Regions from separate parts of the Homo sapiens genome. Here region 1 is linked to region 2. Evidence: chromatin loops called from intact Hi-C (ENCODE). Cell type or tissue: Caco-2. All regions are shown on one strand. Links, peaks and the distances in the headings refer to the core of each region. The heading gives the core; the rest is flanking DNA. Region 1 has its middle 380 kb from the start of LINC01821. Region 2 holds the start of PCGEM1 (PCGEM1 prostate-specific transcript).

Evidence for each region. Hi-C counts contacts between places; a loop is a spot of excess contacts. Peaks named below come from ENCODE experiments on the same cell type or tissue, not always from the same donor. Only the 100,000 strongest peaks of a DNase experiment are listed, where the experiment ranks them.
Region 1: a loop joins it to region 2, with 7 times the contacts of the local background. A loop is called at or near these places in 2 of 110 quality-filtered maps.

The regions. Positions count from the first base shown.
Region 1 is chr2:193,960,604-193,966,001 of GRCh38, reverse strand. No RefSeq gene overlaps it. Among named protein-coding and RNA genes, the nearest start is that of LINC01821, 380 kb to the left of the region's middle. RefSeq lists an enhancer at 270-791. In Caco-2, for the core only: a CTCF peak has its summit at 2,292; no DNase peak of the experiment used is centred there.
Region 2 is chr2:192,747,410-192,752,807 of GRCh38, reverse strand. PCGEM1 (PCGEM1 prostate-specific transcript) reads right to left here and starts at 2,963. Exons shown (of 4, transcript NR_152587.1): 1 at 2,780-2,963; 2 at 1,936-2,019. In Caco-2, for the core only: a CTCF peak has its summit at 3,015 (motif pointing left); no DNase peak of the experiment used is centred there.

The sequences.
Region 1 (5,398 bases), core at 158-5,157, 1.2 Mb before region 2:
GACTAGAAGGTGAAGGGTAGGAGGAGACAGAGGAGCAGAAAATATAACTATTGGGTGTTGGGTTTAATACTTGGGTTATGAAATAACCTGTACAACAAACCCCCATGACGCTAGTTTACCTATGTGGCAACCTTCACGTGTACACCCGAATCTAAAATAAAAGTTAAAACAAATGGTGTCCAAGAGGTCTCCTTTAATAAAGGCATTTCCCTGCCTAATACGTTTTCTGAATTAAGGTGAAGCTTGACTTTTTGAGTGATGTGTCTGTGTTCATGTTTTTATACTCTCAGTTACATCGTAGACTAGTGTGTATTAGTCCGTTCTCATGCTGCTAGTAAAGATATAATCGAGACAGTGAATTAATAGAAAAAAAAAAGAGGTTTAATTGATCCACAGTTCAGCATGGCTGAGGAGGCCTCAGGAAACTTACAATCATGGCAAAAGACACCTCTTTACAAAAGACACCTCTTTACAGGGCGGCAGGAAAAAGAATGCCTGCCAGCAGGGGAAATGCCAGATGCTTACAAAGCCATCAGGTCTCATGAAAATTCACTATCACAAGAACAGCATGGGGAAAACAGCCCCCATGATTCAATTACCTCCCACCTAGTCCCTTCTGTGACATGTGGGGATTACGGGGATTACAATTCAAGATGAGATTTGGGTGAGGACACAGCCAAACCATATCAATTAGGGTAAGAGCAATAGTAATTTTTGCTTAAGAACCGTGCCTCCACTATCTATCAAATATTGCAAAGAATTCATGGCTCCCCAGAAGGAGTCCCAAGGGAGCAAAGCAAATATAGCCTCATTAAATAATACTGAAAGGGACAGGACTTTATCTTATCCAGGTATGAAACTCAGGGCAAGGTTACATGCCTCCTGTATGTATAGTAATTTATCTCTCTAGTTTATTGTCTAATCGTCTGTATTGGTTTGTTGGGTCAGCTTTTACAAAATAACAAACTGGTTGGCTTCAGAGAACAAATTTATTATCTCACAGTTTGGGGGGTTGTAAGTTCAAAATTATGGTGGCAGCAGGGCCATGTTCTTTCTAAAGACAGACAATAAAAATACTTTATTGCCTCTTCTTAGCTTTTGGTGGTTGCCACTTCAAATCTCTGCCTCTATCTTTTCATGGCCTTCTTGCCTGTGTTCATGTCTGTGTATCTGCACATGGCATTCTCTGCTCTTTATGTCTCCTATAATGGCACCAATCATTGGATTATGGTAGACGTTAATCCAGTCTGACCTCATCCTAACTTGATTACACCTGAAAGGACCTCATTTCACAATAAGGTTACATTCACAGTTACCAGAGGTTAGGACTTGAGGTATCATTTTGGAAAACACAATTTAATCAATCTATGCATCTGTCTATCATGTTTACCAAATCTCCTTAATATTATAATTAGAAAGAAATAGGTGTGTGCCTCAGAATCTTTAGAGAAAAAATTACTGTCATATTACTTTATGTTTACCACAGAAAATATTTTTAAATTGTGCATTTCCTCTAGATCTTGGGAGACACTATTATTTTTCCAGTAGTTTCAAATTTATTTATAGAATCTATACTTGCCTTTTTAACATTGACAATAAAACTTTATGCATTTATAGTATGCACCTTTATCTTTTGAAATATGTATACATTGTGGAATAAGTCAAGCTCCTTAACATGTCACATACTTCACATACTTATCAGTTATTTGTGATGAGATCACTTAAAATTTACTTATGTTCCTTTGACTGATGGCAAATCAATCTAGGCCCTATGTTTCCTTTACCCAGTTTTTGAGGAGTTTCTTAGTTTCTTCTCTATTCTCCAATCCTTTTTTATCTACTATGGTTTAAATTATGGTCTTTATATTCACATTTAGTTATAGTACAGATATTAATGACTTCTACCAAGTAAATTTCTATATCTAAAAGTAATTCAGTATATTGAGGAGGAACACAATGAGGCAAGCTCCTTTCAAGTTGTGGTTGTTCTAGAATCAGGGATAATGTGACAACTCTTTGTTCACTAGGTTTAATATATAACACATCTAATCAGGCACAGGTCTATGCTCTTCCAAATTTCAACCCTTACAAAATTCCTTTGCTATGAATTTTCATATTAAATATACCAGGACCTGTTTTCTTATATGGCCTGCCGTATTTTCATCTTGACAGCATTTTAAGAAATGTAATAAGAGATCTTTGGTGTAGGTATGACTCTCGCTGGCTTTTGTGCAGAAGGTTTGACACCTAAGTATTTAATCAGTGTTATGCCAGCCTTCCCCACTTAGGGGAGCTAGTGGCAAGAATTGAAGCATTTCTGAACAGCGCTGCCTTTATTTTGGTTTAGAGGATAAAGTATACATAAATTAGCTATTCAGAAACACTGATGATGCAATCAGTGGACATTAGTTTAGGTATTTTCCTGTAAAGATACTAAACAAAAAACATTGTCGATAGTTGTCTACAGAAGGATCACTGTTAAAGCTCTATTTAGATTGTACTGGTTTGCTACAACATAAATGTATCTACAATACTTTGTTCAATCCCATTTATGAAGGATTTAAAGCTGTGTACAAAAAAAGTACTTATAATATTTTAAAAACAGAAAATTGAAATAGAAAATCCAGACAAGAAAAAATATAAATATACATAGATACTGAAGACCAAGTACTTGAGAAGACAAGAATGCAGATTAGAAGAGACAACATATTCTGCAGGCCAAATTAAAACAGAATGAACTAATTTTCATAATTAAAGAAAAGTAAACCTATCTATTTTAGAGAAAACATTTTTCTAACATTGATTTCTAAATGGAATATTTCATGTGTCACATTTTTAGAAAGGATACTGGATGATATAATGTACACTTGTCACAAACCTATCTTGAAACAGGTGCAGCAAGGGATTTCATATGGTTATTTTTTGTCATATTCTGAAATAGAAATCAAGTGAGCAGCATTTCAAAATGAAATTCTGTAAAGGATATTCTGCAAGGTGTAATATTACTTTCTGAAAACCTATAATAAATGTAGTAAGTAACCTGCCCATGGCAGGAAATGTTTACATAAAAATTGGTACAAAACAGTTATTTCCTGGCTTACTCCCACTGGCTAGATCAGTGTAACAATCTTCTGTGTTGGCCCTATTTGCTGCACCTGAACTATTGGGGATGCCACTCATACATTAACTGATCTAATTTCCAGATTACTAAAGATGGCCCTGAATTAAGCCTGTTGTCTCAAAATAATTATTAATAGTCCCTTTTCATCCTCAAAAGTGTTCAGGTCTGGATGATAAATTATATTGTCAACCTCATTATTCATAAGAGGTTATTGTCTTAACTATCACAGTTACCAACTCAAGTAATTTTTCAGCTTTATCAATGTTAGGCACATACAGGTATCTCTTTTGCACTTACTTTTGCTATCACACCTGATACTCGGTAGCACTTCTAGTATAATGATATAACAATAACAGCGTGTGCTGTGGGCAGGCAAACTGCTAGGGTTCAAATTTTGCTGTGACCACTTGTTGACTGCAAGACCTTAAGTTACTTATCCTCTCTATGACTTGATTTACTCACTTATAAAATGGGGATAAGAATGGTGCCTATTTAATTATAAAGGTGTGAAAGTTCACAAGCGGAAAGGACTAGGGATTTAGTGAGCATACAACCAGTGTGAACATTTTCCTTTGACATTCTTGGTTATACTCAATCTTCTCTCCTTTTTGAAACGTTTTTCAGCTTACGTATACCTGATTTTCAGTGTCCTCTCATGTCACATCCTGAGACAGACACCCAAACTTGTTCTTCCTCAATTTAGGAGAAGCTCTCTCAGGAACTAAAGGCGTTCAAGTGTAGAAAAATCTAAACTGCAGTGTGCCAGAGAGAAATATTTTATTTTTTGTTTGTGCTGATATTCATAGGAAAGTTACAATTTTAGAGAGAACTTATCATCAAAAGAAACAGCAAAACAAGGCAAAAACACAAGGTGATAACCTGAGTCAACCTACCCAATAGGGTAAACAGGGAGATTAGAAACCAGAGACTAAGGATCTGCAATGGAGTTTAAACGTGACCCACAAAATATGGAGTCTACAGCCAACAAAAATGTATCCCAATCTTTACAGGCTGCAGAGGCTGATGCTTTTTTCAATTTTGTGCCTCCTGGTGTTTGTCATAAATCAGACCTCTGATGAAGCCTTGGTGTGAAGGATATTAGTTCCTTTATATGTACAAATATGAGGAAAGTGAAAACTGAAAAATCATAGTTCTTTGATTCTTTATGCTGTCTAGTTTAGTGCATTAACTATTGTTCATTAATAATAATGCTTACTGTTGATAAATAATAATACAATTGATTTGTAAAAACATAATCAAAAAGTAAAAAAAACTCATATGGGAAACATTCATAACATATATAATAGAGAAGGGAGTAATAATTTTTTAAGTGAGGAGATGGATTTTGGAGAAAGATTACACATATATTTGGTTAGAATAAAATTATGTAACAGAAAGTTAAATTTTGTAAAAAAAAAAGATGACTTGTACAGATGAGTAAAAATGAAACAAAAAGAATCTTGTGAGCCAATATAAGGAAAATAAACATCATTAGCCAATATAAGGCAAAACACATTGATGAAATCATATTGCATATGTGCTCTGGCTAAAAATGGCTGAAACGCTGAGACATGGGCCTGTTCTGTCATTATCCAAGGTATAAATAATGGCAGAGGCAAAGGTAACAACACTAGCTAAAACAAAGTCAGCTATGTAGGGGGAAAAAACCCAAAATCTATTTTTTGTCATATGCAGCATATTGAAATCTTCTGTCCCTCTCGACCAGCTGTAAGAATTCCAAACGTCTTTTCTGCCAACAAGTTTTTCATATCCAAAAAGGCAGGTGACTCTGATGGTGACCTTGCTATTGAAACAAGGTAAATAGCCTGCAGCAGTGACAGGATCTTGACACTGAAGTAAAAAATCTCTCTTGTTGCAACTCTCTAAGCACTTAGCCCAATACATTGTTGCATTTGTCAATTAGACAGAAATAGCTAATTCAGTCTGGCACTGTATGAAATGTTAAAGAAACTGAAAAGAACAAGCATAAAACATAATATATAGTTTACATATTTGTCACCTCCTATTTATAATAGTCCAAGGTGACACAAATGCAAGTTATAATAGTAAAATCCCTGATGTCAGATGCAGAACTATCTCAGAGTAATTTTAGCAATAATTTAATAAATAGGTGGGAGCTCTTATTTTAAGTTGGTAAAATTGGCTCATCAACACTAATGATGCCATGCAATTTAAAAGATCCTAAAAATTTTCTGCAATTAGCAATGAATATAATTATAGTAATATTCATAAATTGGCTAGTTATTGAGTAATACT
Region 2 (5,398 bases), core at 277-5,276:
TACCTTTAAAAATTATAAAGTAGTAAATTAAAATCAAAACTTGAAAACAGAAAAATATTAAAATTTTCTACAAACACAAAGAAAAATTGAACAAATAAAATGAAGGTACAAAGAAGTATAATATTTAATTCTGAAATTTTGCAAAGTTGGCTTTGGAATATCTCAGTCAGTGGGAGGAATCTTTTGAAGTGACTCCAGTTTTACTTGGATAAACTTATATTCTGCACCAGAATGAAATCAAACTGAAATTGCCTATGATTTGATAGTATAAAGGTTTACAAAAGTAGTCTATATAATTTTAAATAACAAAATAGAAGACAAGTTTTGACTTCCAAAATATTTGTCAGAAATTATGATTGGAAGCAAAAGCATAGCACCTGCAAAAATATATGAGCTGAAATATTTATATATTTCGTATTGAAGAAAATAGAGTTGATAATATCATTTATTTAGCAGAAATTTCTCCAAGCTTACAAGCTACTTCATTCTCTAGAGAAAAATTATTTTCTCAACTAAAAACTTTAGGATCCACAGAGACTGAGATGAGGGTTTCAGTATTTTCAAATTTATTAACCAAAAATTTTCATTTAAGATAATTTTTAGGCAAATTAAAAATAAATAGACAACATTAAAATATTTTGAACAAATACCACTGGCATTATATTAGAGTTGGATACTATAAAATTAATTAAATAATCAAAAATATATTAAATAAGTTACTACTTATACTATTTTAAATCTTCCAGTGATAAATATAAGGAAGTTTTTTGGTGTTTCATGTACATATGCTGCTTTTAGTTTTAGAAAATTGTATTTCAGAGAATTACTTTTAAATAGTACTATTTCATAGATCTAACACTATCATAACATCAATTGCTTTTTGTCAATAGTGCCTATGTCAAAATTATATAATTTAATTATTTTAGCTTTCCCTGTCATTCTCGAAAGTATTTTTTGGGGGGCATCAAATAGTATGGTCATCATAATGCTAGTACAGAAAACAAACAAACACATAAATTACACAAATAAATGTTTGATATAAATATCAAGTGGTGAGGAAAAGGAAAAGAAACTTTTGATCGAGACTATTCTAGATCAGGTGGTCACTGAAGCTATTTTGGACAAGGAAACCTTTTAGCACGTATATAGAAATGATGATGCAATTGTGAATATCTATTGGAAGAGCAATCTAGGCAAAGGCAAAATATGAAAAAAAGAAATACCTCGGCCAAAACCCAGTCTAACTTGTAGTAGTGAAAAGGCTAATGAGATTGAAGGAGAGCCAGAAAGGCCTAGTGGCTGGAAATTACATGAAATTTTAGGGAGAGCCTGGACCAGATCATAGCAAGTCTTTGTAGGTTTTCAATATTTTTTTTCTTTCTTTCTATGTGTGACAGAGAATAGTGGAAGTTTTGTGGGGTGGAGTGACATCATCTGGTTTATGTTTAAAAACTTTCTTCCAGTTGCTATGTTAAGAATAGATTGTAAGGATTGGAGCTAAAGAGGAAGGAATAATTATACAAAGAGCAGTAGGAAAAATACTAATAATTAAGAGAGAAAAGGAACTTAGCCAATTTGAACATCCTCTACATATGAAGAACTGTGCTGGACATTTACAAAAATTATCTACTATTGCTAATGGATATGTGTATATATTAGTTGATTTGCTTCAATAGTATACTGTAATTGAAAGTTTCAATTGCTTATAAGTTATTCAAGCATATATGAAGATAACATACAGATATATAGTTAAAAATAGTGCAATCTGAAACTTTCACAATTACTCTTAGGAGATTAGTGTTCAGTACTGAAATTAATGAAATGATATTATCTCAATATGCATATGCAAATATGAATAAGTAGTTAAGCTCAACAATAGCATAAGCAAAAGATTATGATAATAAGTTCCATTATCTGAATTAATGAATGGCTCACCTCACTTGATAAGGTCACGTTGAGTCCCAGTGCATCTCGTAGTACAATTTTATCATTCAGCTCTATGAATCTGCTTAACTATTTCTGTATATTTTAACAAGAAATAAAAATCACAAAGAGATAAAGGTAAGTTGCCTGTGGGAGCCTGAAAAAAAAAAATCAACCAGAATAACAAATTCTTCTTGGTTTAGAATATTCCCAAGTTGTATGCTTTTTATTTTTTTTTCAATGATTCACCATGCAGGTATTTAAATAATAAAGGAGGCATTTAAATGTTTCTTTGATTTAAATCCCTATTTTAATCTCTAGTTAAGGTTCCTCAAATTTCTTGTCTCATACATCTAGTGATTAACAAAATTATATACATGGTGACATACACATAAGATCTATGAGGACCTCACTTACTGAATATTCAAATGTGATTATTGTATTACTCTCTACCTCTGTGAGTTCCCTAAAAGGGAAACTGTGTGCCCTGAAAATAAATTTATGTGTGATTTTGTCAAATTATCCTTGGAGATAGAACCTGGAAGCAAAACATATTACAATGCCAAATGTGTTTCTCAAAAGGCCAAATAAATTAAATCTTCTTCAGGGAAAACATATAAAGGCTGGATCACAACATCCATGCTCTGCATTCAGACTTAAAGCACCAAAGTTATACAAAACTGAGTAGCCCTATCAAATCATTTCATTATTCCCTGCTAATTACACTAAAACCTCTATACTTTTCAAAGCATTTTTATTTTGTCTTCTAAATGTTAGTAGTTTAAAAATAACCATGATTTAAGCCATTATTACTATATTCTTAGCTATTATATACATAACAAAATCTCTTACTCACCCCAATTAGAGGAAGTTGCAGACACAGGTTACGGCATAGGGCAAAAAGGTTGCTGCCTAATTGAAAAAAGATGCTGTCCAGGGACCTATAAATAGCTCTTTAAAAACCTCCACCTTTGCTATCATTTTCATTCAATTTATGACTTTTAAAACTGCAGTTCCAAAACTGGGTGCCAGAGTGCCTTGGGGCACTACCATGAATTAACAGGAGCACTGAGGGATATTTTAAAGTTTCTAGGAAAACAGAGTGACATCTATTGGGCACCAGGCAAGTTACAACTGTTAACATGGGAGCTTACTACTTAATACATGAAGCTGATAGCTTTGTGCTTTGTTTTTATTTAACTTAGGTGCTTTGTGAGAAAAAACAAGAACAAAAGCAAAAAAACCTGAGACACTAAAGGTGTCATGAACTCAGAGATTTTCAGAACCACTGTTTTATACATAATTTCAGTACAACGTGCAGTGAAGCCTCAAGCTTCATAGTGAAGCATGCTAAGATCAATTTTTAAAGAAAGCATATATAATTTTAAAAATTATTTGTTTCATAAATAACTGCAATTTATTACTAAAAAATGATAAAATGACTTAATGAACATATGCCAAAAAAATAAGAAATTATAGAGATGTATCTTTATGACATCTATGTAAAGGAAAATTTTATAAAGAGATTATTAAAGATGCTGATTATAAAATTTAAAAATGTTAACTTCAACACAATACAATTTAAAACTTTTATCCATCACAAGACATAAAGTAGAAAGTACACAACAAACTGATAAAGGTATTTTCAGTAATATAATAATTAGTATCTAAACCATATAAAATTCTTATAAATTAATGAGAAAAGCAATCCAATAGGAAAAAATGGGGAGCAAAAATAATAAGCAAGCATTTCAGCAAAAGTAAATTATAAATGGTTAAAAAAGAAACAATTCTTAAACATAGAAAATGCAAATTAAAAGCACACTGAGATTTTATTTTATGCCATTTGATGGGCAAAAATTATTGTTCGATCATACCAAACTTTGGCAGAACAAGCAACTATGTGGGCACCAATATACTCATACCGGTAGTATAAATAGGTATAATTACTTTGAAAAATGATTTGGCATTATCTTGTAAATTCGAGCATGTGACAATCTTATAACCCAGCAATTTTTTCTTATTTTTTTACCTTAGAATAACTCATACACATGCCTCAAAAAAGTATACAAAATGAAATTTAAAACAGCATTATTTTTGTAACAGCAAAAACAGAAATAGCAGAGTATCTATAGACAAAGGAGTCAATAAACAAACTGAAATTTATATAGTCGAATGTCAAAGAGATTAAAAATAAACAAATTATACATGCCCAACACATTACTGAATTTTAGAACCATAATGTTAAGTAAAAAAAGCAAAGCACAAATAATATAACTACAATATATTATTTAAAAAGCTTAAAACAAGGAAAGCTATATAATCTTATGCAGACATATGATAAAACAAAAATTTTAAAAGCAAAAGAAAAAAACACACAAGTCGGGAAAGATGTTGCAATGGGGGAGATTCAAGTGTTAATGTTTTAGTTTTTAAATTAGATGATGACTTTATGGGTGGTATTGTATTATTATTGTTATGCTTTATATTTATATATTCATTAGAATAATTTTTTGCATTTTAAAATATTTATAATACATGGAAACATATGCATGTTTTCATTCAATCTTCACTAACATACTGAGAACTAATTAAATTCCATACTACTAAAAAAAACACAAATGCTTAGAATCGCTTACCCATGTCACTCATCCAATTAGAATCAAATTGGAATTAGTACCTTTCCAGTGCTCATATCACTTTGCAATGAACATCTTTTTTTCAGAAATTGCAGAACGCAAGAGGGATCTGATAGCATGAGGTTTTCCCTAGACTACTTTGTGGAATTGGTTTAATGCCATAATGGACTCATACAAACATCCTTTTAATTAATTTTAAACATGACTCAGAAATATAAGTCTTTTATTTATTTATTTATTTTTAGTGTGGCAAGTGGGAGGGGGAATGATGTTGAGTTGGTTCCATTTAGCTCCACATGTAGACAGGTTCATGAGCCATTCCTTTCTGCCATCACTGGTGGACTAAGCACATAGGCTCTCTCTTTATCTCAGATACTTGCCAACAACCTGAAACTTTAAAAGTGTTAGTGGCAGTTTAGCAGAAATGAGGGGTGTCCTCACAGGATAATTTTATTATGAATACAGCAAAGTCTCAAGACGTGCCTAAGTATCATCCCTTTTGAATGGTCAATGGAAGTTATGCTCAATGTTCATGAAAGAAGAGATGCTAAAAGAAAAGCCAATTAACTCCGCTAATACTTTGGTAAAGGCACTGTGTGATGCTTATAAAAAGAAGACTAAATGGTGTGTGTTCTCTAGCTTGAAACTCATGCAATTCACAGACTAAGAGATGGGTGGTGCTTGCTAAAATTTTAGTTGGGCAGTCTCTCTGAATGTTAACTCATGTAAGGCAAGGTCCCACTGGGGTTAGCTCTCTCTTTTCACACCCTATCAGCTTCATTACTTTATTTTTCATCCTTCTTCCAAGCCCTAGGAATTCTTTCTATCATGGGTGA